Linked DNA regions of Mus musculus: region 2 is linked to region 1. Evidence: chromatin loops called from intact Hi-C (ENCODE). Cell type or tissue: left cerebral cortex. All regions are shown on one strand. Links, peaks and the distances in the headings refer to the core of each region. The heading gives the core; the rest is flanking DNA. Region 1 holds the start of Prdm8 (PR domain containing 8). Region 2 holds the start of Fgf5 (fibroblast growth factor 5).

Region 1 (15,406 bases), core at 4,185-12,184:
GCCCAGCAAAACGGAAAAGAACCGCTCTGCTCCTTCTGACACCTTCCTTCCTGAGCCCGAAACGGATTTTGCCAACCCAGGTGTCCCAGAGGGACCCAGCTGCAGGAGAAGGCAGGCCAGGATGCTCTCGGGGAGGCTATGCCACTTCGGGAAGGAGCTTAGGATCTGCCTAGCGCGGGCAGTCCAGAAAAACCAGGCTTGTGGCGCCGGAGGGATCTCCCAGACCGGCAAGAGTTAAAGGGAGGGGACGTGGGCTGTCACGCGTCATTGGGCAGATTATGTGCAGCAAACAAAAAGTGTGTGTCTGCGTGCCAGTCAGTCATTGCATCGGGTCCATCTGTACAACTCTCTCTCTCTCTCTCTCTCTCTCTCTCTCTCTCTCTCTCTCCTAATCTATCTGCATCTCTCTTCTCTCTTTGGACAGAACCCACAAGACTGACACCGACACCTCTTGACATGGAGATACACTAATGTAATAGGCAGGAAGGAACACTGGCTTGCACCCCGTTGGTTCCAGGTGGCCTTATTTGGGCGACTCGGTCCTGACCTTATTTCTGGTAAGTCTATTTGCTTTGACCTGGGAGGGGGATGGGAAGAGGACAGGTTGAGTACAAGGAGTGAAAAAATTGTCCCCCTTTTCCTCGTTATCTAGAAGATAGGAGGGAAACGACGCGGAATGTTGTTTCCACTGCCAATAAGATTATACAAAGGGAGGAGCGGGTAGGAGCACTTTTCTGGAGAAGCTAGGGACTGGGGAGCTCGCGGCTGCCAGACAATGCCAGCCCGGAGTGGAGGGAGAGCATCCGGCAGTAGCGACCGGCTTTCAGCGAGCCCAGCTGGCTCTGAGTTTCCCAGGAGGATCTGCGAAGGAAGAGAACCCGGGCCTAGGGATGGGCGTAGGACTGTGAAAGGCTAGATACTATAAAGCCCGGGGTCCTGCCTATCGCTATTGTGGCTGATTTGCGTCAAGGCGGCCACCGAGGCAGCATGGACCGCTATTAGCCCGGCTGTGGGACCTTTTCGCTGTATTGTTAGATAGAACTGCATTTTAATGACTGAGTCCCTGCTGTTGCCAAAGTGGAGGGCGATCTCCTGTCACAATAAAAAGCTTCTGTGAAGAATACTTTCAAACGCGAGGCAGAAATCAAGGTACAAACCGTTGAAATGTAGGCAACTGGGAAGAGAAAGAGGGTTTATACTGAAAGGGAGCTGAGAGAACCTGTATTCTGCAACGTATTTGACTTGCAATTGGAAATCAGAAGGGGACAGGACGAGTGCAGAAACAGAAAGTAGTATCATAAACTTTCTATGTTGTGGCTATTTTTCTTATTCCCACTGTCTGGAAAATATACTTGCCATTTGGGGCATATGGGAGAACGAATAGGAAAGGGGCTAGCCAAAGTTACAGGCATTGCATTTTCTTACATTTGTATGGCAATTGGCTAGTGGATGTTGATTTAAACAAAATACACATCGCCTATATTTTTCTTTAATGAGAAGCTAGCTGAACAAGAAAAGAGTAAGATCGGTTTTCCCCACGGCCACTTAAGGTATATAAATACAGAGACAATCACTGTCACTGGTGAAACTGCTAGGGAAAAACCAACTTAGAGGAATTGTTAGATTTCCCCAAGAAAAATGGCATGGCTAACTAAGACCTAGTTTAAATAATTTAAATGATTGCTTTCTTTAAGTGCTAAGTATTACAGGGGGTGTCCAGTGGCTGAGGAAGGAAACGATCCCTGTAAGACGGCTTAATAGAGAGCCCGCCACTGGGGCATTACTTCTAAATTGCTGCGGATTAAACAGCTGGAGGGCCCACTCAGGACCATTCAAGCAGGGCTGACCCCTTCTAGCCCAAACAGGGTGGTATCAAGGGAAGTGAGAATTCACCAGTCATTACACACAGAATTTCAGACAGGGGACACTTCAAGCCTGCCCTATACCTGCTCGCTTCATGGGCCACAGGCGACTCAATCCACCCTCTTGTATAACAAGGTAACTGGGATTCAACCTCATCCATAAATAAGCATGTCGAGAAAAAATAATTACCTCTGCTTGCTGCTTTTAATTAAAGCCTCAGAGGGACAGTGCTGGATTATGGTAATGAGCAGACATGCGTCCCTTCTTGTAGGCTGCAAAGAAAGGTTAGCTGACATAGAATTAGTGGCCCTGACACTCCACTTGAAATCCATTCGCCATGCTCCGTGGTCCCCGCCTGCTAGCTAAGGCTGCTCCCCTTGTTAGAAGAAAAGAAGAAATCACAATGAGACACTGGGCTTAGTACATAGGACAGGACTGTCCCCCAAAGATTAAAAGTGCGGGTTTTTTTTTTGGGGGGGGAGTTATGCAGTCAGAAATTTTGCATATGCTGGTTTTAAAGCAAACAAACCTACAAAAGCCCTACCTTCGCCCCAATGCCCCACTCTATAAATCCCGAGGTAGCATAGACACAGCCTGCTCCAGTCTTCACCGGCTCTCTATTTTCTTTTTCTCAAGCAGGAAGTGTGCTCCCATGCTTCCTGTTCCAGTTATTTAAAAGGAAGGAATAATACTTCGAAGTTGGCATCTTTAAAGCATGACAGATTGATCGGCTTTATTTTTAAAGTAGGAGCTATGTAAAAAAGCCGGCAAGTGCAAAGAAAATATGTCTGGTAGCGGAAACGCTCTGCCGAGGTTCGTAGCAGAAAAGGCAATAACAACTCTCTTCTCGTCCTGGGTATCTGTCTCCAGTGATGGAGGATTCAGGCATCCAGAGAGGCATCTGGGATGGAGATGCCAAGGCTGTCCAACAGTGTCTGACAGACATTTTTACCAGTGTATATACAACCTGCGACATCCCAGAGAACGCCATATTCGGTCCCTGTGTACTGAGCCATACTTCCCTGTATGACAGCATAGCCTTCGTAGCCCTCAAGTCCACGGACAAGAGAACAGTACCTTACATCTTCCGGGTGAGTCTCAGCAAGTGTGATGGAGGTGTCTGAGGGTAATTTCCTGTTGGGAGTGAGGAAGGAGACATCCTAAGGACAATGTAATCATCTGAGCAGTCAGAGCAGAGCGAACACAACAAAAATTAGAAAAGAAAAACTAGATTCAAATCATCAAGTGATTTTACTGAGAAAAAGAAAAAGACAATGCCAAGGTTGCCTGAATCGGTACTCTAGTTCTGGGTTCCCTAGATTAGGGCTTCCTAAATTGCTAAGGAGACCTTGTTAGTACTGGGGCTATTTACATATTAAGTAGTCCTTGAGAGAACTTTTACAAGTATTGAGTATATTTATTTTGTAACCTGGGAGGTCTCCCCATCGCCTGATTATTGCTTTCTTTAGTTAACATTAGCTAGTGTTCAGAGTTTGTATTTAAATTAAAACGTTAATTGTTTTGGCAGCAAAGCATCTATAATCCACGTTTGTGTTTGTAACAGGCCTCTTTCTTCCTAGTAGTTCTTTTTTTATTAATTATTTTATTTATTTACATGCTAAATGTTACTCCCAGTTTCCCCACCCCAGAGTTCCTAGTCTTTCATCATGAAGTAAAGCTGTTAGTCCTTCATGTCAGTTAGGAAGATGGGCGTGAGTGCCATAGAATAATTACTAAGACCCGAACTTGCCTTTTACTTCTGAAACACGGGAAATTTCCTCTCCTTTTGTCATGTGAGGTAACTGAAAGGGAGATTCTAAAGAGGCTACTCTGTAAGACTGACCCAATATTGCAAAGGATGGCCACTGTGCCCATTGACCACAAATGCAGGGATGCAGTTCGACTTTGGTCAACTTTTGCAAACTTGGTTTCAGATAATTGTTTGGAAAGAACAAAAGCCAGACAGATGAAATATCTCTGGTTTCTCTGGTTGCCGTCTTTCACGTGGATCCCTCTCTTCTTGTCTTTCTTAAATACTGTAGGTAGACACTTCGGCGGCAAATGGTTCCTCAGAAGGTCTCATGTGGCTGCGGCTGGTCCAATCAGCCCGAGATAAGGAAGAACAGAATCTCGAAGCTTATATAAAAAATGGACAGCTGTTCTACCGCTCTCTCCGCAGGATTGCCAAAGATGAAGAGTTACTAGTTTGGTACGGGAAAGAACTGACTGAATTGCTCTTGCTCTGCCCGTCTAGAGCTCACAAAATGAACGGTAGGTTGGCTCGGGTGCCTGGGCTCACCTTGCACATCATAGGGTGGACGAAGCTTCTGAGGTGTTGTCCCGAATGGAACTAGGACAGAAGGGGAAGGAAAAGTTGGGGAGCGTTTGACTTAGTAAATGCACAAATCAAGAAAGTAAGTTGCACCAAATAGGATAGTGTATTCATTTTTTTGGGCACTCAGCCCAGAAAGATAAAGTGGATTTGTTATGGGGAGGATGGCTAAGTGGCCTAGGGGCGATGCTAACTAACCATGTGGGGTGTGTGTGTGTGTGTGTGTGTGTGTGTGTGTGTGTGTGTGTGTGTGTGTGTTTGCTCACTAAGCAGGGTCGTCTCCTTACACATGCCTGGAATGCAGCCAACGTTTCCAGTTTGAGTTCCCCTATGTGGCACATCTGCGATTCCGCTGCCCCAAGAGACTTCACAGCACTGATGCGAATCCCCAAGACGAGCAAGGGGGCGGCTTGGGCACTAAGGACCACGGCGGCGGCGGCGGTGGTAAAGAGCAACAGCAGCAGCAACAGCAGCAGCAACAGGAGGCGCCGTTGATCCCGGGCCCCAAGTTCTGCAAAGCCGGCCCCATACACCACTACCCCGCGTCATCCCCGGAGGCGAGCAACCCGCCGGGCTCCGCGGGTGCCGGCAGCGCCAAGCCGTCCACGGACTTCCACAACTTGGCTCGGGAACTGGAAAACTCCCGGGGAAGCAGCAGTTGCGTAGCGGCCCCGGGCGTCGGCAGTGGCGGCAGCGGCCACCAGGAGGCGGAGCTGAGTCCCGACGGCGTCGCCACCGGCGGCTGCAAAGGCAAGAGGCGGTTCCCAGAGGAGGCGGCGGCGGAGGGCGGCGGCGCGGGGCTGGCGGGCGGCCGTGCGCGCTTCTCCGAGAGGCCGCTGGCGACCTCCAAGGAGGAGTTGGTGTGCACGCCGCAGCAGTACCGCGCCGCCGGCAGCTACTTCGGCCTGGAGGAGAACGGCCGGCTCTTCGCGCCGCCCAGCCCGGAGACTGGCGAGGCGAAGCGCAGCGCCTTCGTGGAGGTGAAGAAGGCGGGCCGCGCGGTGGGCTTGCAGGAGGAGGCGGCGGCGACAGACGGCGCAGGGGGCACGGCCGAGGACCCCGACGCGGGAGGCGGTGTCGCCGGCGGCGGCAGCAACGGCTCGTCCACCCCCGCGGCGGGGTCGCCTGGGGCCCCCGAGAAGTTGCTGGCTCCGCGTCCCGGAGGCTCTCTGCCCGGACGGCTGGAGGGCGGGAGCCCCGCGCGCGGCAGCGCCTTCACCTCGGTGTCGCAGCTGGGCGGCGGTGGCGGCGCGGGGACCGCGGGGACTGCGGGGGGCTCGGGGGGCGGCCAAACGGCCGCATCGGACGAGCGGAAGAGCGCCTTCTCGCAGCCCGCGCGCTCCTTCTCGCAGCTGTCCCCGTTGGTCCTCGGCCAGAAGCTGGGCGCTCTCGAGCCGTGTCACCCGGGAGACGGCGTGGGTCCCACCAGACTCTACCCGGCCGCCGCCGATCCGCTGGCTGTGAAGCTGCAGGGGGCAGCGGACCTGAACGGAGCCTGCGGGCCCCTGGCGAGCGGCGGTGGCGGTGGCTTGCCCAAGCAGAGCCCCTTCCTCTACGCCACCGCCTTCTGGCCCAAGAGCTCGGCTGCGGCGGCAGCGGCGGCGGCGGCCGCCGCCGGGCCCCTGCAGCTGCAACTGCCCTCCGCGCTCACCCTGCTGCCGCCCTCCTTCACTTCGCTGTGTCTGCCCGCGCAGAACTGGTGCGCCAAATGCAACGCCTCCTTCCGCATGACCTCCGACCTGGTGTACCATATGCGGTCTCACCACAAAAAGGAGTATGCCATGGAGCCCCTGGTGAAGCGGCGGCGGGAGGAGAAACTCAAGTGCCCCATTTGCAACGAGTCCTTCAGGGAGCGTCACCACCTGTCCCGGCACATGACCTCGCATAATTAATTGTTGCGTAAAAGACTCCGGCTTTCCACGCGTGTGCACGCACAGTCAAGCCACCTGCAGGAGCAGACACGCGAGGATGACATCCACCACTACCTTATGCCCCCAAACACTGCAACCAAACACGTGCACACACAGGTCCCTCCCCTCGCCAGGAGCCTCATCATCCAAATGTTTAATTTCACACACACACACACACACACACACACACACACACACACACACGCACGCACGAACGCACACACGGACGCACGCACACGATGCACAGGATGGTGGATTTTGGATTGGGTGGGTTGTTTGAGCGGGGTTTTCTTTTGAATGCACGAATTTTCACTTTCCCAAAAACAAAAGTACATTTTTAAAAAAATGTCATATATTGCAACATATTGATGCATTTGTCATACGTTTCTACTTAAATTATTAAGCACTTATGGTTTAGATGTAATAATTATATGTAAGGACAAAGTTTATTTTAGATATAAAGTAATGGAGGAAGAGGAGATGCGTTCTGCATTTCCTGATGACAGCTGTGTTCTTACAAAAATAAACAAAATGGATAAAAAGGGGGGCGCCATTCGGTTTAAGTTTCCAGGGGGAAGTGCATGTATCATGAAATGATTATGGACTTCAGTGAAGAATGTCATCAATGATGTAAATATGTATTCCCTTTTAATACAAAGTGTAATTTTGTGCCAGTGACATGGAGTCTGAATAGTTATGTGTTTCTTCTATCCCTAAGAGATTTATTAAACGGTATAGTTTATCCAGGTATGTTGGATGCTTTGACAATAAATAACTATTTTCCTCAAAGCAAATATTTGGAAAGTTTACAAAAAATATTTTTAGGTCAGTATAATACTTTGGATAGTTGATGCCTTTTCGTTGACTCCTTGAAAAGAAGCAAGGAGACCACAGCTTCCTCTGCAGGTATTAACTACAAGCCAGTTTTGAGCCTAAGGGTGTTGATTGTCACTTGAAGATTCTCTATCTGAAAGGTGTTGGGTTTAAGGATCAAGGACAAATCACTTAGGTGCAGTAATTGCCATACAGGTTCCCTGTCAGAACTTTGTAGGTGTCTCTTCCAGAAGGAAAAGAATTACTCTCCACATAAGTGACCAATCTGCATTTTTTAAGCCCACTTTAGGATCTAGTAGTGATACTTCCCCCAAGGGATGTCCTACATTCTAGAACTTCAAGCTTCCTATCATCCATTAAGGACACATAGAGAATCTATCAAGTAATACAATTTGAAAGACCGAGGTTTGCTGATGGTATATCAAAGGCCTCCGTGTCCACACATGTCTATCTGGGAGTGATCCTGAGACAAAGATACCGAGGAACCAACTGGTTCTTTATGAAAAGTCGCTGTCATCTTGGCTTCTGACTTCAGTTCTTAGAGAACATCATGTTTGTGTCTGGTGTACACTGAAGCCTCTACACTAAAAACCAAATGACCAATGAGCCTTCTTTGCAGCAACCTCACCCCCACCAACACACACACACACACACACACACACACACACACACACACACACACACCTCTCTCTCTCTCTCTCTCCTTCCCTCCCCTCCCCCCTCCCCCCATTGAACCCTTAACTACACCTCCCTTTTTGTTGATTTCCCCCTTCCATGTGAAGGATGCTTGTGGAGAGATCTCTAGTGGGAACTTCACACATGTCTTCATCTCAAGGCTTTTCAAAAACTTTCCCTAAAGGATTTTGAAGCCTTCATTGTTTTAAGGCCACCAGACAGCAAGTTGCATTTAGAACAGGGACCCTGTTGTAGGGGTGATAAATGTATTCAGGGAATATGGCCACTTTGGTGGAAAAGCTGTTTGTCTACCTTGGAGTCATTCGAATACTATTTTGGCACTATAATCCTTTGAGGCCTGCTTTCAGTTTCCCCACATAGTCTGATGACTTTACACTCAACCTGCTCCAAGTGTAAGTAAGGAAAGGATGGTCCAAAACGTACTGGTTTTGCCTCTGCTAATGTTAGCTGGTGTTGTCATTGGTCACATCATTTGGTGTACCTGTGGATTGCTTATGTCTTCTAGAAAACCAGGGAAGCACATTCCAGTGTCTTCAAATTACGTCTAGCACAGAAGAGAGTTTTTGTTTCTTTTGTTTTTCCCAGTGAAACAAATAATTGGACCTAACGAGAGATTTCTCAAAAACGCCCAAGATGAGTTGTGAGGAAAACTGAGCAGCAGGAACATGGGACGATACTTAGGTGTGAAGAGAAAATAGTCCTTTGGTGTTGCCTACACCACAGTGTCCGACGGATTGAACTCTATGCTTGGGATGCTGCTGTAGTATTACTGGAACAGAAATTTATTAAAAATGAGCAAGCACAGGCCATCTTGGGAATTACCTTTAAGGAAAAAAAAATACTTGAATTTGCTTTCCTATTCTATCCGATCCTTCTGAAACTTCAACTTTCACTTAAACAGCTTCATTATCAGTGGGAATTCAGACAGAAATGAATTGTCTGGGAAAAGTTCAGCGAATACTGCTCCTGGAAAGGGGTTTCCGAAGGGCACGCGCAGAAAAGCTAGTTCCTTCACTATTCTCTTTGGTTTGGCTATTATCTTACACTTGCCTTCAAGCAGAAGGTCTCCCAATGGATGAATTATCTCCTAGGCGATCCAGGTAGGCAAATACGTTAGTTAGTTCCGGGGTTGGCTATGCAGATCGTTCTGTGCACAAACCCTTTTGGCGGGAGTAGTAGGGGAAGGATGCCCAAAACTAACTTACCATTAGCCAAGGCAAACTTTGTTTTCCTTTAAGGGGGCACTGTCAGATGCACAGCGATCCTTTCCCAGAAGAGAGCTTCTAGAATTCCAAATCTCCCCTTGCTGAGGTCATTGGCTGAAGCGGTGTTAATGCCTGCACGCAGCTGCGGAGGAAACCAGGTCACGGGGCTCCGCGGCAAGCTGGCTCCACAAATTTCATGCCAGGTGTCCCAAGCTTCCAGGCCACGCAGGTGGCCTGAGCTTTGAGTGTCCTGCCGGAAAAGCAGGTCACAAAGTCAGCCAGTTGCGTCCCAGCATTTGTTTTATCCCAGTCGCTGGAATCATGCCCGGGAAGTGATCTGGCATCTGGGGTCTCCTTCTCTAAACATTTGCGCATGGAGGAGCCCATATGTTACAGGGTGTCTTTATGGGGTGCAGCATTCACCCACGGGCCTGCAGAACAGGGAAGGGGCAGGAAGGGACGCACGTGTATCCGCTGGAATGTACAGCACTGGAGAGTTAAGTCCGAAACGAAATCTTATCTGGGAAAGTTACCAAGTCCTAGCAGCCTTGAGCTGGCATCCCGAGTACTCCCCGAGCCTGGAGTGTGGCAGTCTCAGTAGGGCAGGAACTAGTTGCAAACACAGGCTGTGCTCTGCTACCCAAATTGAGTGATGGGTCCTGCGTAGGATCTCTGAACTGTGGCTTCCTATCCCCTGCTAAACTTATCCCTGATAGCTTCAGTCATTTAGGCGATTTTGCCAGTGAACGTTACCTCTAATGGGAAATTGTTGAACAAACAAGGACCAGAAAAGTCCAGAAAGGGACGAAGTGCCCTTTCCCCCTCCTCCTGGGCGAATTTGAGAACTGAAGTCCCTGAGCAACCTCACCTGGGGGCGGGCGGGGGGAGGGGAGGTCCAGTTCTTCCTCCCATTCTGTTTCTCAGATGGAGAATGGTTCTCCCGCCAGCCCAAGGTATGCTGTAAGTTTCAAGGCTGGAGCAGCGGCCCCAGGGATCTGGCAGAGCCCTAAGCCCAGCCCCAGCGGGAAGGTCAGCACCCAGGGTAGGGGTGTGGGGAGGGTAGATTTCCCTTCTTTCTTCCTGGGTGACTCAAGCTCAGGTTCTGGAATCAATAGAGCTGATTCTATAGTATCTCCTGCTCTCTCTCTCTCTCTCTCTCTCTCTCTCTCTCTCTCTCTCTCTCTCTCTCTCTCTCGTTCTCATCCCCTTACTCTGATGACCTTTCTGTCTCTTGGTCTCCTAAGCTTCTGTAGAGGTTTTTCCTTCCCAGTTTTATAAGGAAAATCTCCTTGGAAGCTCTGCCCTTCAGGCAACTGGCATTAGTAGTTCCATATGAAGATTAGACTGCAAATTCCTGGGATTGGAAGAGATGGACTGTCCAAAACACACACATCACACACACACTTCCTCTTCCAAGTTGTATATATACAGGAATGTAGGTTTGCACACATGCCCATCTATATATAAACATGTGCATTTAGTATATACAAACTGCATAGACATTTTAACACATGTTTGAGCACATAACAGGTAGGAAGTATTTTACATACTCTTTCTATATTGGCTTAGTTTAATCCTCACAACCTACCCAAGTGGATGAAAACTAAGGAGCCCATTCCCTCATGGCTCAGCATGGTTAGTGTGGCTGTCAATCTGGAACAGAGAGGTGGGTATTTAGTTGGGTAGAATATAAATAATAGTGGTCAGAAGTCAGTAGATCTGCTCCAAAGTTTGTGGCCTAGCTGTTTATGTTTCTTTTCTAGAATGTGAGTAATACCGTCTGTGAACTGACCTATAAATGATGAATACACTGTAGCTGTCTTCAGACACACCAGAAGAGGGCATCAAATTCCATTATAGATGGGTGTGAGCCACCATGTGGTTGCTGGAAATTGAACTCAGGACCTCTGGAAGAACAGTCAGTGCTCTTAACTGCTGAGCCATCTCTCTAGCCCCTCCAGGATAGATTTTTTTTTTTTTTTTTGGTTTTTCGAGACAGGGTTTCTCTGTGCAGCCCTGGCTGTCCTGGAACTCACTCTGTAGTCCAGGCTGGCCTCGAACTCAGAAATCCGCCTGCCTCTGCCTCCCAAGTGCTGGGATTAAAGGCATGCGCCACCACGCCCGGCCAGGATAGATTTTTATTCTCTCCTTATTTATTGTCCTGAGTACCTCTATGAGGAGTCTTTCGTGGCCTTTTAACTTTCTCTAATGGTCTTGGATTATTTTTAACCATAGGTGAAAACCATCACTAGTTGACTTTGGAGGTACACATGTAACCATTTGTAAGACTTCTCTTACAAATGTCTTAACTGAAGCTTAGGAGAGAGCCACTGGGGTTGAGGAGGGAATGTGTGACAAATCAAGCCAAGTTCAGGTTCATTTATTTGCATATCGTTTTAGCTGCCTTAGCTACAAGGAGACTAAAGTCAGGTCTTATAAATGATAAGCCACCATGATTATAAAGACAGAAAGGATCATAAAGAGAATCCAAACTGTACTTTATCCTGTCACAGACAGAGTGATCAGAACCTAGAGAAGTAGATGGTTTCTCTTCCTGGTTGGTATATGACACAGAGCACCTTACTTGGGAAGGCCTGCTGTGGTCAGTATTTGAGCCAGTGTGTACCTCCCCCCCCCCCCCATCATGAGGCCTCCTGAGCTGATGTGTCTGTTAATATCATGCAAAGGAACCCCTGGCTTTGGCTTCAGCTTTTCAGTATTTAAAGGTGTGCTGTGAGCTACAGGACTCTGTATTTATCATAATTACCTTTAAAAATGGAGAGTTGAAAACACCTATCATAGCCCCCTTTTCTGTGTGTTCTTTGGGGGAACAGATACTTAATTGAGATAGTTAAGATTTTTAGGTTTTGGGTTTTTTTTTTTGTAAAATAAGAGACATAGGCATACAAAGTTTGTAAATAATAATAATAACTTAAAGTAACTGTCAGTTCTTTATCTCTCCACTTCTCTCCAAAATGCTCAGTCACCAGCTCTAAATGTCATCCCTGTGCCCATTTCCCAGGTTTCAGAAGAGGAATGCACACATCACTTCTGTCCTTGGGGGAGGGGGAATGGTGGGGTGCTCAGTGTGGATTGTTTCCAGGGTTAAAATCTGGGCTATTGCCCCAGAGCTACACCTTTTCTCTGAGGTCATCTCTGGGCAGCTGTGCCAGTATTACAAAATTGGAAATTGCTTGTGCAACTCAAGTAATCTTTTCTGTTTTTTTTTTTTTTTTTTCCGCTAGTGAAGTTTTAAATTATTACTATTTTGCAAAAGCACTTGATGACTTCTTTTCTCTCAAATAAAGTAAATTAAGATCTGATTTCCTCTCTGGCAAGATATCCCCCCTGGATCTTTAAGAAAGACAAAATGTGGTCAAACAGCGACACCCAGCCTGGAAATCCAGGGAAGTCACAGAAGGAAAAGTCTTAGTTTGCTTCTCCTCCTGGCTCCAAAGTGGGTCGCAGAAAGAACATAAGGGGAGTATGACTCCAGAGCCGGCCCAGGAAGATTAAAGGTAGCATTCCATTCCAGGAGGGCAATTAATGTTTCCACTCAGTGCTCTCAAGGAGAGTGCAAGTTAACTGCTGGCTTTAGAAAGGAGACCAGGCCGGGATAAATACTGAGTGTGTGAAAGCTGATCTCCAGGGATGTTTAATCTGCTAACTGAATTCCATCTCCGACCCCCCCCCCCATCTTCCATTGCTCTCACATCAAGTCCTTCCTCCTCCTTTTTTCTCCCTCAAGCAAAGTGGGAGCATCTAAACCCCCCCACCAGTGCTGTTAATAGCCAAGATAAAAGTTTCAACTTATATTAGACTTTTTAAAAAATGGCCTTTCTTCCCCCCCCCCATATAATTTCTAATTTTGGAACATCTACATAAAAAAAGAAAGCATTGGTGGGTGGAGGGACCTCTCCACCCAGGGTGATAATGTTTCCACATCAGAGGTATTTGATTTTGAGGTTCTGGCTTATTAAGCCTCGAAACATGCCTAAACCTAAAACCAGCAGAGACATTTAGAAAAGGTAACTTTTTTTTTTTTTTTTTTTTTTGGTTTTTCGAGACAGGGTTTCTCTGTGTAGCCCTGGCTGTCCTGGAACTCACTCTGTAGACCAGACTGGCCTCGAACTCAGAAATTCGTCTGTCTCTGCCTCCCAAGTGCTGGGATTAAAGGCGTGCATCACCACGCTCAGCTGAAAAGGTAACTTTCAAAACTGGAATCCCATACCTAGGAAAGAACAGCATGATAAAACAAGTCACATCAGGTTATATGACTGCCGTCAGCTCACTTTTGAGCTTTTCAAATCCTTTAAATATTCAAAATGCATTGACTTTTAACAACTGAAATGTAGAGGGGTGGGGTTTCCTGCATCTACACAAACACACCAGCTTCTCTCCCCGGAGATCAAGGGAAGGGTTCCTTTCGCACACATTTGAAAAGAACCCTCTTGTTTTATTACTATTATTATGGCTGGTGTGTTGATACAGAATCTTCATGCCTAACCTGGGCTGCCTGGGAACTCAAAACTCTTGCTTCATCCTCACAGTTGCTGAGCTGACAGGCATGGGACACTCTACTAGGTGGGAGGGGAAATCTAAAGCTCAATGGTGTATTGTTTCTGAGTGCCTGTCACCTTACCTTTTTGTAGAAGTCTCCTCAAGGATGCAGGATTTTCTAGTCAACTAGAAAATCAAGTAAAGGTGCAGCTATGACATCACAGTCCCATGGACACCATACAGTGACAACTGAAAATAAAGGCTATCTCCACGAGATTCACAATCTTAATAATTCTCATCTTCATTATTATTATGTCCATTCATTTATAGTGGGGGGCACGTGTGCGCTGTGTGTGTCTATGTCAGAGTTCTTTCCCTCCATCATGTGGGTACTGAGGATAAAACTCGGGGCAGCAGGCTTGGTTGTAAGCACCTTTACTCCTTGAGCCATTTTACCAACCCAAGAATATTCATTTTGAACAGTAATAGACATTAGCAGCTACTTGAACAAAGGAACAAAACCAGAATCCAAAGGACTTTGTAGATGCCCTATAGGAAGAGATTACTTCGAAGTCACTGTAGGCAAGACCAGAGACCCCATGGGGCTCTCAGGGGAGCCAGAGCCATTTAATTTTCAACAGTTGACAGGAATCTTAGCGAGTAGTTGTATCTGTCCTTAGCTAAAATTGCAGAAGAGGTTAAAAACAGCCTTACTGCTGTTAGAAATGCCAGAGCTGCCTCTGTGGGAAACGGCGTTGTCCCCGAGACACAATGCGCACTGCTTTCTATTGTTGTAAGTACACACTTCTAATTCTTCAGCACTGTTCTACCTGCATTTCAGATGGCCACAGTTGGCTCTTTCCTTTCCACTAAAGACCAAGGTGATTCTGTAAATAAAACTTATGAGAATGGGACTGAAGAGATGGCTCAGGTGTTAAGAGAACAGGGTGTTCTTTCAGAGCGCCTGGGTTTAATTCCCAGCACCTGCAAGGCTGCCCACAGCCATCTGTAACTCCAGTTCCAGGGGATCTGACTCCCTCTTCTGGATATCTTTTGCTGCCTTTGTGGGCACCAAGCATGTATTAGTACTGCACATACATAGAAGCAGGCAAAATAACTACAAAAATAAAAGAAAATACTTAAAAAGTATTTTTAGAGTGTGAGGATGTGAGAAAGCCCCTGGTAAAAGTATTTAAAAACAAAAAAACAAACAAGCAAACAAAAAACTTATGTATACAATGTTTTGCCTGCACATATGCATGCAGGCCAGAAGAGGGCACCAGATCTCATCATAGATGGTTATAAGCCACCATGTGGTTACTGGGAATTGAACTCAGGACCTCTAGAAGAGCAGAGAATGCTTTTAACCTCTGAGCCACTTCTCCAGCCTGAGAGTACTTATAAATTAAACAGAAGCAGTTGTTTAATGTTCATGTGTCAGCACCCGAGCAGTTGTTCCCATTTCACTCTATAGACACTGACACATGGGGGCTCTCAGAAATTGCTTCACAGCTGTTTTGTATGTGTGCCCTTTCAGGATCTGGCACAAAGTTCCCAGGAACTCTCTTGAGCCCAGGTTTTTTGAAAAGCTAATGGCAGAAACGTTGAGAATCACTTGAGCTATCAGTTTGTCCTTAGGTCTAGCCCACCAGCCACCCATGACCCTGTCTCTGTCAGCAATAACCTTCATACGTGCTACCACTTTCTGACAGGGGCATGGGTCTAAGTCTTTGTGCTTCTGCCGCTGGTGCCAAGGCAGCGGGTCTCTACTTCGTACCTGCTATTGCACTAAGGATTACTGTATTCTCTTGCCATATAGGGCTCGGGGCAGTGTCTCAGGTGGCAGAGTAGAAGGTCTTAGCAATACCAAGTAGAACGCAGTGCAGATACAAGCACCCACCAGACTGGATGCTGTCTGTGGCCCTTGAGCTCACTGAGTTCCTGGAACTTATCCTTTGTATAAACATGGCTGGGAAAATTCTGCCTTTCTAGGCCTCTAGACGTGTCAGGATACCCTAATAAAAGGGACGGTACACTGACAGCGGCCATAAGTATAAAATCATCTC
Region 2 (15,406 bases), core at 3,553-11,552, 66 kb after region 1:
TTGCCCTCGATGGTGTAGAGCAGGAGAGGTGAGACAATGGATACCAATGAGAGCACCACAGTATGTTCGTTCACTCAGGAGTGACTGCTGCCACACCAAGTCTTCCTGTGCATTCTCTGGTCACCTCAGGAACTGCTTCATTCATAAGCAATACGAATTTTGATCCTTGAGGGGCATGCCTTGTCTGCTCCTTACTTCTTTTCTTCAGAATTGTGCAGGAACCTCTAAGACAGGGCAACCATAATGATTTACAAAAGGTAACATGGCCGCCTGTCCCCCCCATTTCCCCTCCTCCCTCCCTCTTCCTGCTCTTTGTGAAACAGGATTTTTGCCATGTTGCCCAGGCCAGCCTCCAACTCCTGGGTTCCACGTGATCCACCTCCTCACTGAACAGAGGAACTGCAGGCAAGCCTTGCTGACTACTGTGCCCAGAACTCCTTCTTTTTCTCCCCCTCCCCATCCCTCTTCCTCTCCCTTCCTCATACCCCCTCCCCTTCTCTCTTTCCATTTCCCCTCTGTCCCTCTCTGTCCCCCCTCCCCCCTCTCCCTGGTCTCTCATCCAGGAGCTAGGCTACGAAGGCTGGAAATCCTTCATTGCTCTAACCCAGGCAGCTACAGGGATGGAAAACAAATGTATCAGACCCAGGCACAAATTATAGCAACATGATTTTCTGGTTGTGTATCTATGGTCATAATAATCAAACTGATTCACATAAGTTAGAGCTGTGTTCTACTTTAGATTTCTTGGTTTGCAAGTGAGAGGAATGGGGGTATTGGGTAGAATTCAATTCCAGCTAGTATATACTATGGGTTATCAATAATTCCCACATCACTTGAATAAACAGTCTGGATGTTTAAATTAGCTGTTACCTAATTAGGAAAGAGTGGCTTGAAGAAACCAGAAGGACTGTCCAAGTAAGCCTTGTAAAAGCTGCAACAGAAGGATATTTTTCTCCCTCCTTTCCTTTCCTTTCCTTTCCTTTCCTTTCCTTTCCTTTCCTTTCCTTTCCTTTCCTTTCCTTTCCTTTCCTTTCTTCTTTCTTTCCTTTCTTCTTTCCTTCCTTCCTTCCTTCCTTCCTTCCTTCCTTCCTTCCTTTCTTTCTTTCTTCCTTCCTTCCTTTCTTTCTTTCTTTCTTTCTTTCTTTCTTCCTCTCTCTCTCTCTCTCTCTTTCTTTCTTTCTTTCTTTCTTTCTTTCTTTCTTTCTTTCTTTCTTTTTTTCTGGTATGTAGCATCTTTTGGCTAAGCTAAAAATCACCATTTCAGCTTCTAAAAGAAAGTATGGAACAACTCTTTCTTGAGTGAGTTTTGCCTAAACCAGGTATGAGGTGCACACCTTTAATCCCAGCACTCGAGAGACAGTGTCAGGTAGATCTCTGTAAGTGAGTTCATGGTCAGCCTGGTCTACATAGCGAGTTCTAGGTCAGCTAGGGTTACTTAGCAAGACCCTGTTTCAATAAAGAAACAAATAAATAGTATGTATTCATTTTTTCCTTGGAAGAACAAAAACTACCATCACACCAAACTTAAACAAATATCCACATGTGCTATTGTTGACAGCATCTTTCAAATTTTGTATACAGTCTCCAGATGGCTGCACAGCTATGTCTTCCTCCTTCCCGATCACTTGAGTGCACACACGTAGTTTGAGAAGGAGTCTTCAGAGTCCTTTCCTGAATGAAGCCTTTGGGTTGGCTGGTGAATAGACAACATTGTGAGTTTGGCACTCTCCAATCAGCTTAGGGCCTCTCACTGCTGTTCGCATCCCACCTTTTCCATTTGACATGTCCCAGGTGACAATTCAACATTTCTCTTTTTTCCTATCCCTTCCCCCATCTTCCTTAATGCTTTCCTATTTGCCATGACTTGCCTTTCTGAATACAGATAAACTATTCAGAGGGTTAGATGGACCTATCTAAAGAGCAAACCTGATTGTCTTCCTTCTTCTTCACAGATGGAAAAAGCCTGTGATCTCTCACCCAGTGTCCCATGGTAACCTGCTGAGACCCGGGACGCGGAACTTACCCCATGGGCACATAATATGTTCTTTGACGTGATTAGAAATAGATAGGATAGTGCCGTGCCTGTAACAACAATCTGTCACATACTGCTATTGTGTATGGATCTTGTACAGGGCTGCAGACGGCTCTGTATTGAAGGAGGGAGGGCTTGAGTAAACCGAGTTATGACTTTTAGCATAATAAATAAATAATCCTCCAGACATCTCATCTTCTACTGCTGACCATCTAATACTTTTAGTCATTTCCCCACTGTTGGATCTTGTGCTCTGAGATCATTTGACAGTGTTTGGGGGGAAATCGGTGCATGAATTTATGCATAAGCTCAAACACGAACAGTCGCTAGGTTAGTTCAAAAGCCTGGGAACTGAGATATACTGAGAAAGATATAGCTGGCTTCATTGAGTTCATTCAGCTTACAGAGGTCTCTTTACATCTGATGCCACAAATGCCAAAGAGGGCAGGGACCAATTCCAACCATCACCCCCCTTTGTAGAGAGATCAATGGACTCTGAAGACAAGGGAAGAGATCTAATCCTCTTCTGCTCTCCTTGGCTTTCTTCTTCCACCGAAGGCCCTTCCTACCTTTCTCAACCTGTTCAGCCTGATCCTGTAGCCATAGGCAATTTGACTGCTGTGCTGGCTGCCAACTTGGTTGGTGGGAAGCCAGGCCTGGAGGTGATTGATGGTCATGGTAACAGCATGGTCTGAGGGCCCTACAGGTCAGCTCCTAACTCTTCCCACAAGACAACCTTGTTGCTTTTTGTCTTCAGCTGTTTTAACAAGACCATTCGAGACTGGATAGCTTAGAAAACACGTAACTGAGCTACACAGTCCCAGAGTCTGTGAAGTTTGAGATCAAGGTACCTTATGGCTAGGCTCTTACTTTCTTACATGGTGGCAGGGGCGGGGAGGGAACCAGGTCTTTTCTTATCCCTTTTTATAAGAACACTGATTCAGGAGGAATTCATCCCCAGAGCCATTTACTCCTCAGAGTTCCACTACCAAGTACCACTATTTAGAGTTTCAGTGTGAACTTTGAGACAATATACACATGAAGTCCACAGCAAACTTCTTGAAACTTCATATGCCATCCCTGAAAACCTGGCTAACGCAACATGGTGTGTATTGTTATGTGGACATAGCCTCTTAGTAAGGAAGAGAGACAGAAATGGTGGGAGCCACATAATCCTTTAAAAGCAGAGTTAAGACAGCTTTTGTAGGCAAAAAAAGATTCTGACTGTCTCCTCATATCAAGAAGAGGCCTTACCTTCCAGTTTTATGAGTCACGGACCCTCAGACATACAAACCTCACCAAGGACTTGCATCGCCAGGAGCAGAGATTTGGCTCAAGTGGAGCTTTGGGGCAGAAGTCTAGGCAAGGTCCTGGCACTGGAGTCTACTTCCAGGTAGGAGAGCCTGTAGGATGGCTTGCACTGCCCTGGGTGATGCACCCTTAGTCATTACCTGCATCTTTGCCCACATCCTGGTCCTTGCATGATGCACACTTAGGAGGGATGCCTCAGCAAAGCTAGGCCTTGACTTACAACTAGTTCAAGGTCATTAACAGTGAACCTGTTCCTTAGGTAAAAGGAAGCCTTCACCTGAACCTCTATCTTCTTAGGCTTGTAAGGTCTATACTGTGTCTTCCTTACAGATGGGGTTTCTGGGGCTAGAAACTAGATCAATGATGTAGCTGATATTCTTCTCAAATAGGAGCAGATTGGAAGGGTCCAGATTCTATGGTCAAGGAAAAGGGAGTCTGAGGTGTTGGGGCTTCCAATTTTGAGGTTTAAATCAGTAAAGTGAGCATGTGAGACTGAGGAAACAGGACAGAAGAAGGCCACCATGATGGGATGGGGCCGAACAGACGGCACACCCCTATCCTGGAGCCTAGGTCATTGATGGAGTCAATCAGCTGCCAGAGCGTTTTATTGCTCTGTTAGGCAGCAATGAGTACTTGCACAGGCTCTTCTAGAACTACTAGCTTTACAATGCAGACAGCTAAGAACATAGTTTTTTTTTTTTTTTTTTTTTTTTTTTTTTTTTTTTTTCCTCCAGGTCTAGCCTCTCAGCTCTGAGAGACTGGGAAGTGAGGAATGAATGACACCATGGTGCAAGCTATGGGCACAGGCTTTTAGGAACTGTGTCCAGGTTTCAGTGGCTCATAAATAGCAACTGGGGGACTAACACCAGCAGGGGACTTAGGGTGAATGCCTTTTAGAAAGCCACCCATGAGAATGGAGAGAATGTGGTATAGAGTCACACTCATTTTGGGAGCAGCCAAGACGTTAAAAGGAGAGATTGTTGCCTCCAACAGAGAGTTTCCTCTGAGCCCAGCTCTGGCTGAGACCAGCTAGTCATGTGTGAGAGAGGATGTGAACACTGCAGGTATGCACAGCACTGGTGTGTGCAGCATTAGCTAAGCTGCAGAGGAAAGCTGGCTGGCTTGGTCACCCAGCTCACTGGCAGGTGACAGGCATGCTGTTATTGTCTCAGTTCCTTTGGCTCAGTTTTTGCAGCCCCCACCCCTTAAATAAACACAATCCCAGTTTAACAGTCTTTCATAAACATTAAATCAATGACAATTTCTCTATTTGCTTAGATGCAGCAATGGGGCAGGGTTTTAGACGCACATGTACACACTTCTGCCTTCTGAGAAGAGAGCTAAGTTGCTTTGCCAAATTTAATCACTTTCTCCAAAGCAGCTGGGGTTTGTCTCTTTTTAGTGAGCCCCACCCGAACTCTCGAATGCCAGAAAAAGTTCATCTGGCCAGGCCCTGAACTGAGACAGACTAAAGGCAGAGTAGGTGGTAGGTAGCCTTCCTAGGTCACCCTGAGATAAGGAATTGACCTTCAACTTGGTTCTTACTAGAGATGAGAGTAACACAGAGATACTGCCTCAGCTGAAATGGAGCTCAAAGAGTAAAAAGTCAAGAGGCTGAGTTTCAATTTTAGAAAACTCCCAGAGTCCTCTGCTTTCCCCCACCCTGCAGCAGGGGGATGATCAGATGCCTAAGGAAGAAGGTACTCCAGCTGTCCTTCCATAGACTCCATAGGATGGGAGCTGGTGACCCAAGTTAGTCTTAGGCAGTGGATTGAGTGACACTCGAGAGTCTTACTGATGTTATCCAGAGACACCAAAAGTGGCCTAAACCATGTAAGACTAAGGGTTTCCTCTTCAGAAGGCACACACAGTAGATCAGCATGCTAATTTTTAAAAAGACTTATTTGTTATATGTAAGTACACTGTAACTGTAGCTGTCTTCAGACACCCCAGAAGAGGGCATCAGATCTCATTGCGGATGGTTGTGAGCCACCAGGTGGTTGCTGGGATTTGAACTCAGGAGAGCAGTCAGTGCTCTTAAACGCTGAGCCATCTCGCCAGCCCCGGAAGTGACTCTTCAAATGGACCCTTTGGAAGGAAACTGGTGTTGTTCTCAAAGTTCAGTGCTGTCCTGTGAGAGATTTGTGCTGTGGTGCACACCAGGGGCACCGAGCCTCAGGTCACAATCTTTTGTGTTGGATATTCCTTTTACTCCCTTTGGCGATTTCCTGTGTTGATCAGGTGACTGGCTATCAGCTGCCTTGTCCCCAATCCACGGAAGATTTGCAATTCTGAAAACAAATCTACATCTGTTTTATAGGTTTTCACTATGAAGATAGGAAGCCTGAAGCAGATACTCAGTAATTAATAAAGTCATGTCTTAACATCTCGCATGATTGATGCGAGTTGACCCCATTGGGCGGCTTCATTGACTTTTCATTTTAAGTGACCAATGAGTGATATATCATAGTGTAGTTTAAAGTTTCAAATATGTTTTCAGACAGAAATATTCCAAGAATGCAAGTCAGGTATATTTCTCAGATAAATAACAGCCCCAGCATTACGTACGGGGAAATTCTTCCTTCTCAGGTTTCCCTAGGTTGAGATTCAGGGGCCTGTCATTAATCATTCATTAGGGTCGGTCCTCCAGTCAATGGAAGTTGAAGAGAGCTGTTGGCTAACTCCTCCAGGCAACGGATCATGGGGTCAGAGAGGACAACTGGGCAGTCCTGGTGTTCAGACTCAATTCATCCTTGCCTGGAGTTCAAGTGTGTCTGGTGTGTGTGTGTGTGTGTGTGTGTGTGTGTGTGTGTGTGTATGTTCGAGGGCGTTCACCTGTTCCAACACAGACATGGGTTTTCCTGAAGAAAAAGCTGGACACGTCGTGCATCCACAGAGTTTCTTAGAGGGCAGCCTGAGACCTGGCATAACAATTCAGGGTGGCTCTCTAGTGGAGAAATAAACGCACACCTTAGTTCTTTAATAAATCAATAACAGCGAGAAACCAGTCTTCTCTCCCACCCTGGGCCACCCCAAAACCTTCCCAAGTTCTGCTGCCAATCAGTTTTTGGTTCCCTTCGGAAAGTGGTTCCCAGGCTCCAGATGGCAGGGGCCAGCAACCTGGAATGCGGGTGCTGGGTAAAGAGTGAGTTGGCTGGGACACATGTGACCACAGAGGACGGGAACCCATGCCCACGTTGCCGTCCGTCCGTGCCCCTTGCGTGGAGAGCAGCGCGCGCGGAGCCGATTCCGGAGCCGCTGGCTCGGGCAGGGGGTGGGGTGACTGGGTGGCTCTTGACAACCGCTGGGTTGCATGACCCGTGCACGGTCGCAGCCAGCGTCCCGGGGGCAGCTTCTGAGGGCGAGACACCTCCTCCCACTCCCGGGATCGCATCTCCCTCCTCCTTCACACCCCCGCCCCCGGGACCGCGGCGCTCCCTCCCCGTACCGGCCGTGAGTACACAAAGCGGCGGGTGAGGGGAAGCTTCGCAGGCGTGCACGGAGCAGTGAGATCACTGGCGTTATAAATATCCCGGTGCCAGCGCCGAGATCCGCTCGGGTGGCCTCTCTCTCTCCCCCTCTCCCTCTCCCTTCCCCGAGGCTATGTCCACCCTGTGCGGCGAGGGAGGCAGCGCCAGAGGCACGCAGCCGCGCGGGGGCTACGGAGCCCGGAGCCAGCCCTGCAAGATGCACTTAGGACCCCCGCGGCCGGAAGAATGAGCCTGTCCTTGCTCTTCCTCATCTTCTGCAGCCACCTGATCCACAGCGCTTGGGCTCACGGGGAGAAGCGTCTCACTCCCGAAGGGCAACCCGCGCCTCCTAGGAACCCGGGAGACTCCAGCGGCAGCCGGGGCAGAAGTAGCGCGACGTTTTCTTCGTCTTCTGCCTCCTCACCAGTCGCAGCTTCTCCGGGCAGCCAAGGAAGCGGCTCGGAACATAGCAGTTTCCAGTGGAGCCCTTCGGGGCGCCGGACCGGCAGCCTGTACTGCAGAGTGGGCATCGGTTTCCATCTGCAGATCTACCCGGATGGCAAAGTCAATGGCTCCCACGAAGCCAGTGTGTTAAGTAAGTTGCTCACTCTCCAACAAAACCTGTTCTGGGAGGGACGGTCAAGATTCCTTTGGGCCACAGGCACCTCTAGGAGCCCTAGCGTCTGGGACTCTGCTGGTTCTGGAAAGAGTCCGGTAGGGTTTCGTGGAGATGCGTCTACTCAGAGCGAGCAGACGCACCCTTCTGTCTTGGGTAGTAAGCATGGGTAAGCCCAGGTGAGGTTACCGAGGTGAGACAGGCAGCTCTTTTCCAGAATGCCCGGGCCGAAAAGACTAGCCACCCACTCTAGCTGGAGAAGAAAAAAAAATAATAATAATAATGAAAGAAGTAACAATCTTTCTCCTGGTACAATTTCTTTCTACTTATGAACTAGAACCGCATTTTTCTTTAAGCGTTAAGTATATCTCTATTCCCTGTACATAATTTACGTTTATGAAAAGAACCCATCTGAGTACTTCCATTCTCCAACTACAAATATCCTATATATCCCATATTATGTTTGTTTATTAATATCTCTATGTAACTCCGAATGCTTAGGTATCTTTCACACGAATACATACATATGTAGATACATACATGCGTACATAAGCGCGCGCGCACACCAACTACACAGGTCTACGTAGAATTTACGTGTACATGCGTTTTGGAAGGGCAAAGTTCTGCTTGCAAGAAAGCAACATGATCTGGAAAACCGGACAGACAGTATTATGACTAAGTCCGGTGCTGAGTTTAACAACATTTAGTAGGCTGAGACCCTGACAATGTTAACCTTTGGTTTCCAGGGACAGATGGAGTAAAGTTCTTAATTTTAAAAGAATTACAGATGAGGTTGGAAATGGTTGTAAATTGAGCATAACTTAAAAAAAAAAAACATCAACCACCCAACCTGAAATTTTTCTGAGTTCTCTCTTTCTCCTTTCCTCTTCGCTTCCACCCCCACCCGCGTTTTCTCCATTCCATCTGCTTTTCTGGACCACCACGTTAATCACTCGCACTCCCCTCGCTGCTCTAAGCTGCTGAGGTGAGCGGAGGTTTGGAGCTGTGTGCATGCATGGGACTGTAGTTGTCTCTGTAATCCTGCAAGCAGTTTTCTCACTAGGTTCAGGTCGGGTTTCCAGCAGGGCTCAGTCCTCCAGATAAAAGCCACAGCAGGGACCGCTCAGACTCCCATGGAGAGCGGAAATGGGGCCAGGAGATAGTGCTGCGCAGTCACCTGGCTCCTCTTGTCTTCCTGGTGGCTCTCGGGTGCACTTCACTAGACCAGCGTCCCCAGAAACTAGAACACTTTTGTTTACTCAGCTCCAAGAACCACGGGCTTTATTTGTTGGGCTGACAGTCGGCTGGGGCCTGTGGGGAGGGTTTGGAAATTCAAGCACAGGTGGGATGGCTGGCCGACCAGTCTCTTTCATTGAGTTAAGAGGATCAGGCTAGTGAGATCCGGTGGTAGCTTCCCGACAGGTGCTGTTCCAAGCCTGCCTGCCGGCTGCTTGCTTTGTCTTTGGAGAGCAACACTTCAGTCGGCTGAGGTGCAGAAGGAGAAGCAATGCACAACAGAGGGCCCTGGTCTCCCATCCCATTGAGTCTCAGGGCTTCCAATATAGTCCACATTGGACCCCTTCTCTTGACGTTCGAAAGAAACTTTGGTCTTTGTGTATGAAGGGAATAGTCCGTTCTGATAAGGGTGGATTTTCTGATGCTCCTCGGAGATGTTACTTCTGTTTCAATATTTCTGCTCATTCTCCTCATTTTGCAGGGTTCAGTTCTACCACAAGACAGCCTTTAGTCTTGACCTCAACAATTTTCTTAGCTCTTGTAGAAAAACTTTCTCTACTTTGTTGCTGTGAATGAGCACCAAGTATATATAACCCTTGCTTGCTCAGGAGAGACCCCAATAGCAGGTAGCTAGCAGTAGGTTGGGATCTCCTGTGCCTGGGGTAGCTTTGGAGTGCTAGGGAGCTCTGGTAGCAGAACATTAAAAAAGCCCATTGAAGCTAAATGTGGCTGCAGTACAGGCCTTGCTAGAAGGGGTTTTTTCAGAAACATAAATGAAGAAACTCGAGAGCAGATCAACAGATCATTTATCTAACGAAGAAACTAGCCAGCTACATATTATATCCAGGGGCTAATTTTAATTTAAAATCCTCATTGAAATTATTTAAAATCCTCATTGAAAGGTGGGCACAAACCAGAGGAGATGTATCCTAGACAGGGACTTATAAAACTTTGTAAGTAGCTTTTTCCTAACTCCCAACCTTGCAATTTTAAACAGCCATTCAGAGTTTAATTTGTATCTTTCAAAAGACTGGCATGTATGCATGCATTCATTCGTTCATTCATTCATGTACCCAATGTAGGATGTCTGCCTCAGAATGCGTGTTTTGGTTACTTATGTGCCATGTTTTCTTTTCCTTTTTTTACATTTTCTCTGGCTTTGCCTTCCACAGACAGGTTTTTCTCAAAGAAAAGCATAACTTAAGTCTCATAGTCACAGTCCTTTCGGTTATCAGTACTTCCCAACACAGCTCTCTATGAATTGATTTTATGTGCAGTGGAAAGGCATGGGATTTGGAAACTTAAAATGGCTCTTTACACTTAGGTAGCCATGGAAGAAAAAGCAGCATCTACTTGCAACTGATTACTACAGTGCAATATATATATATATATATATATATATATATATATATATATATACCTTAGACTATGTATTGCTTAGACTATATGTGGAAACGTGTTTTTCTCTCACAAGAAAGACTGAAATGCATTGGGGGAAATAACCCTCAGTATGAAGGTGTTTTTGTTTTGTTTTGTTTTTATGCCTCAATGAGCCTTTTTTTTTAGATAAAATGTCGATTTTTACTTGATAATAAATATATTTGCCAATCATGAAGATTTGTTTAGTTTTACTATCAAAACCATGCTCTAGCCACAGATACTGAAACGTCCCTTTCGGTACTTCAACTAGTCAGGCCCTGGTTTGCCTCACTCAATAGTGGGTACCATGCTTTACAGACAGAATATGGTATCTGGCATCTTGCATATGAACCCTTGTAGGAAGGAAATGCTGGGGAAAGATGAAGAATGGACACAACCAGGGGCTATGAGCTCTAACCCTGAAGAGAAATGAACAGCTGCTTTCCCTTACAAGCTGTCAAGTCTAGCTTCCATACAGTGCTTTACTTGGCTTACCTGGGGCCATTAAAACTATGGAATGAGATAGCAGTTCAGAGGGAAAGCTTTAGGTGACAGCTATTCAGAGCAGTCACACAAAATATGAACCTTTCATTCATTCACATTTTGACTAAGAGAGTCCTGAATGTTACACTTTGTTCTGAAAATCTGATTTGACTATCCATTTCAGGATCATATGCTCATCAGACATCACCCCAGGCTGGATAAGCCAGAATTTAATGTGCAGAGAAATTCCAGGGGGAGATTTCATCAATAATTTAATCAGCAAAAGACAGAGCTAAATTGGATCATTCAAGACTGAGATGTGATAACTTGGCAGAGGAGCATGTCGGTTACCATGGATGAGAGTAGAAAGACTTCAGTGTCGCCATGTTTTTCTTTTGGGAAATTTCAGATGCTTTATTGAAAGCTTCTGAACACACGTGATATCTATGTTCTCTTAGCTTTTATTCTCCTAGTCTGTAATAATGTGTCCCCCATCATCAATAGCATCTTCTGATATTAAGAGAGCTAAAGAACAGGAAAGAAAACTATGTATGCTTTTTTTCTTACTGAGGGAAACTTATTGTAATCATCCTTTGAAGTAGGCAGATTAAGGACCAATGGTAGAGACACCAAGAAACTTTGTCTCTTTCAACCTTGACATTTTACTAAGAAAGGCTTCTTCCTTCCATCTCTGTCTCTCCTCTCTTCTCCTAATCATAGACACCTTGGGAAAGATGACACACCATCTTTAGTACCTGCATATGAGTATATCCTGAGTTCTCCACACCCATCCCCAAACAGGAGAGAGACACAATAAATAGTAAGAGCAACTCAAAACTCATGACCCTGCAAGGGGGTTGTCCCCAAGACAGTGCAACATCAAAGATAGTCACTGGTCCCTACAGGCGTCTACTTGGGTGTCCCCAAGACAGCACAGCATTGCAGTCAGTCACTGGCAGGTCTGTGAGACAATCACTTTCCATAATTATGCTTAAGGACACTGTCTTAGCATCCACAGGGTGAATAACAAATTATTACCTTAAGTTTATCATCTCCAACTCCTAAAAATTAGAGGACAAATAATACTGACTTCATAAAGTCAGCTTTAGCGAAATGCACTTTGGGGTGTATTAATTCACGATTTGACACACATGGGTTTACAGTATTTCCTAGAATTCTTGAATGAGTTACTGAGATGTGTGCTCTCTTGGAGAGAGAAAGATGGAAAGCCCATTGTGAGTCATGCAGGATTGTGCTGGTATTCTAGAAAACCAGACTGTGTGAAATCATTGATATTAGTTTAGAAATTATGATTTTAACAATGACTCCAATATTAGGTAAAAATTACATTAAGATTTAAAAGATTAATTACAAAGTTGCCTATGTGAAAAACAATTCTTATGCACACACATATGCATATACATGCTCACTTACATACATGCATGCATACACACACACACACACACACACACACACACACACACATATATATATATATATATATACTTATTAAGCTTTTAGGAACACTAAATCTTAAAATTACATAGTCTTTCCATTATAGGGCAATATGTGATTTTTATCATACAGACAATGCAATGTGTAATAACATAACACTTTTATAGGCATTACTTCATCATCTCCCCATATTTAAAATTAATTGCAATGAGAATGTATATAATCAACACACATAGAATAAAATATGCAGTGTATTGAGATACAAGTTAATTGAGCCAAAATGAGTTCTTAAAGGAAGGTCTTATGGTCGGAAAACAGTCGTTTAGTTAAACAAGGACCTATTTTTTTTTAAACCAAGTCAATATTTATAAAGCCATTTAATTTCAACATCTCAAAAGGTAGGCTGAAAATATAAGAATTTGATCTTTGCTGCTGAATATTTTCATTAATGTAGGACCAATCTACATTTATAAAAATGAACACTTCCGTAAGGAGAACAGAAAACTCTGTTCATTGTCTTCCTAAAAATTAAGATACAGAAAAAAATTGAATTTAAAAAGGATCAGAAAAAATGTTTGTTGGTCTACATTAGTATATGAGTGAATGCACCCTTAGCAATCTAGAGGCATGAGTACCCTGAAGACAACCATGAAGAGCTCATGGTCCAACCCTATTGTCTTCTTATGTCAATCATTTCACACAGACGAGTTCTCGCCGTGGCCCTTCCATACTTCTGATCACATATGTGGTGTTTACATGTTCACCCCGAATCAGCTAAATATTTGAACTCTTTACTGAAGCTTTCAATATTATTCCCAAATTCTGATTCAAATATAGCTTTTTGTAAGAAGCGATGGCCATATTTTAATAATAATATATCCTACTATGTCTTTTTATAAAGCTAAAGCTCACGTGTGGAGTATATTTTAAATTTTAGAATGTTAAATACACCATGTAATTATACCTATTATACTCTATATAAACTGATGTATGTAAGTTTACAAAGTATTCTGTGTGCTTTGCCAGTATCTGGTAAAGTGACGATGCTTCTAAGTTCTTGCATGTGTATCTCAATCAAACAATTTTTATATTAGGCTCTACCTAAATAAAAATTAGAAATATTTGAATGGAAATGATATGTGGAACAGTAGTGTCTGTTAACACTAGTGTCTGTTAACACTAGTGTCTGTTAACATAAGCAAAAGCAGCTCTGGGTAAGGTGGGTTTGGTTTGGTTTGGTTTTGTTGTTTTGGTTTTTTATGTTCTGTTTCTTTTCATTCTCCTGAAAAGACACAACAGTAAAGTGGGGCCTGCAATGGTTTTCTTATTCTGGGCTAAGACTGTCCAAAACAACAGTAACAAAACAGTTCCCCAGGTGTTCCCTTTTCTCTGTGAAGCTTCTGAGTGTTTAAAGGCGGAGCTGAGTGAGCACTCGGTAATATTTGTGAGAACTGCAGATGTTCAGCTTGCGCTATGCAATAATAATTCTTCAACAAACTGATTCACCTGTATGCACTCATCGCCCTCGTGGGCAAATTAACTATTGTGCACAAGTCCTGTAGGGGAGAATGCTACTTCAAGGACACCTGAGGAAAATGTCACCTCCACAGAGGTATTTCCACAATACCCTAAGCAGGGTACATGCTTGAAACAATTGTGTCCAAGTGTTGAGATCTGCTCTCTCCTCCTCTGAGTTTTCTTTGTTTTGTTTTCCTCTGTTCTAATGAACTATATTGCTCTATTTCAGCTCTAATGAAATACACTGTTTCTATATTTTAACAGTATCATGTGTATAACTAACAAGAATATTCTCCCCACTCATATTTATATATAAAGTCTTTTGTGACTTTATATACTAGGCAGGCTTTCTAGCTATGTGCAAAGCACACATTGAACCTTTTAAAAACCCTCGAGGAATTGCAGTTAACAGTTTCTTGACTCAGCACATGTGGGTCTTGAAATGATTGCAGGAAATAAAGGGACTAAGGCTTGACACACAGACTGTGCATCACACAGTCACAACATCGTAGATCATCACACTTTTCTAGGAAATGATTTAAAGCGCAATACGTCTCAAAACATAATTCATTAAACAATTCACATAAGTAGTGTAACTTATATTTTCAGTATCTTAGGTATGGTTTTTATGGTTTTAAAAGATTGTTTTATGTAAGAAATTATAACTTTCCAGGCTTTTGAATTTTTTATACTTGTGGAATAGTAACAAATTAGAATTACCGAAAAAAATATTTTAAAAGCCTCTCTCAATACCTTCAGGGCTTGAGAAGGATCTATTGTCAAATTTACTAAAAACAACCTGCTATGTGCAAATACAGAATTACTGAGGAAGCAGGGTAAAGTTCCTGAATCTTGAAATAAGTCATTCCGAGTGTACACGCATTGTTAGCCATTCTTTAACACGTTGGAGGTCACAAAAGGTCATTATATGTTCTTTTATTTAATCTCAGTAGTAAGGACTGAGAACAGTTGACGTAGTAGACATTGAATTCTTCACAGTTCTGTGTAGAAGAGTCTGTGTTTTATTTTGGGATTTTTTTGTCATCCTAGGTATTTTGGAAATATTTGCTGTGTCTCAGGGGATTGTAGGAATACGAGGAGTTTTCAGCAACAAATTTTTAGCGATGTCAAAAAAAGGAAAACTCCATGCAAGTGTAAGTAGAAACCCCTTTGTGTTTGTTGAAAAGTGCTCCACCGGTTGTGCGTCTGTAACAAAGTGAAGAGATTGTTTTTGAAATGAGTGGATAAGATAGACCATTTGCCTAAGGAACTTATTTGGTTTTTTTCTGGTAAAAATGATATGTATGTATAACCAATTGTGAATCTGTCTGTAAGTCATTATTGGAACATGTCTTTGTTTTGGAAACAAATAGAACCTTCAAGGCTGTAAAGGGTAAATGCACTTGTAAACAGCCTTTGCAAACGGATTGCCATTGTGAGACTTGTCACAGGAGTGAGCTATTCCGTGGCCTCACATAAACTTTACATTTGGTGGCATGTGTGTTTAATAGACAGAGGGGTTCTTAATTGATTTTACAGATTACTCATGATATTAATTTGAGGTCTAAGTAATATATGTTTCCATGTAAGGAAGTAAAGGACAAAAGCGACACCCGCCAAGCCTCTCACCTCCCAGAGAGAAACTGTGCTTGAGGAAGCAGGGGCATTTCTGTCTTGTCTTTTTTTTTTTTTCTGTCACTTCAATTATAATTACTTAATACTAATCTTGCATTCAAAAGTTTTCTTCGGAGTGCTTACACATTTTGTAATCATTTTAAAAATTATTTGCTTCTTAGCTTTTTACCACATCTAGATTCTGTTTGTATTAGTGTATATGTGTCACACTTAAAAGTAACTTCGGGCTTT

The links. Hi-C counts contacts between places; a loop is a spot of excess contacts. Peaks named below come from ENCODE experiments on the same cell type or tissue, not always from the same donor. Only the 100,000 strongest peaks of a DNase experiment are listed, where the experiment ranks them.
Region 2: it touches region 1 in a loop (6-fold over the local background); 5 of 42 quality-filtered maps call a loop at or near these places.

The regions. Positions count from the first base shown.
Region 1 is chr5:98,180,556-98,195,961 of GRCm38, forward strand. Prdm8 (PR domain containing 8) reads left to right here and starts at 314. Exons shown (of 4, transcript NM_029947.2): 1 at 314-557; 2 at 2,734-2,954; 3 at 3,906-4,134; 4 at 4,469-6,893. The coding sequence starts at 2,736. The coding sequence ends at 6,087. A730035I17Rik (RIKEN cDNA A730035I17 gene) reads right to left here and starts at 5,429. Exons shown (of 3, transcript NR_153823.1): 1 at 4,489-5,429; 2 at 4,163-4,213; 3 at 2,563-2,997. In left cerebral cortex, for the core only: CTCF peaks have their summits at 4,893 (motif pointing right) and 10,669 (motif pointing right); DNase peaks (open chromatin) are centred at 4,595, 4,871, 5,578, 5,997 and 4 more places; H3K4me3 peaks cover 2,270 bases; H3K27ac peaks cover 1,523 bases.
Region 2 is chr5:98,247,353-98,262,758 of GRCm38, forward strand. It overlaps Fgf5 (fibroblast growth factor 5), which reads left to right and starts at 6,832. Exons shown (of 3, transcript NM_010203.5): 1 at 6,832-7,408; 2 at 14,591-14,694. The coding sequence starts at 7,060. In left cerebral cortex, for the core only: a CTCF peak has its summit at 5,283 (motif pointing right); DNase peaks (open chromatin) are centred at 6,871, 7,173, 7,306, 8,010 and 2 more places; H3K4me3 peaks cover 2,771 bases; H3K27ac peaks cover 1,118 bases.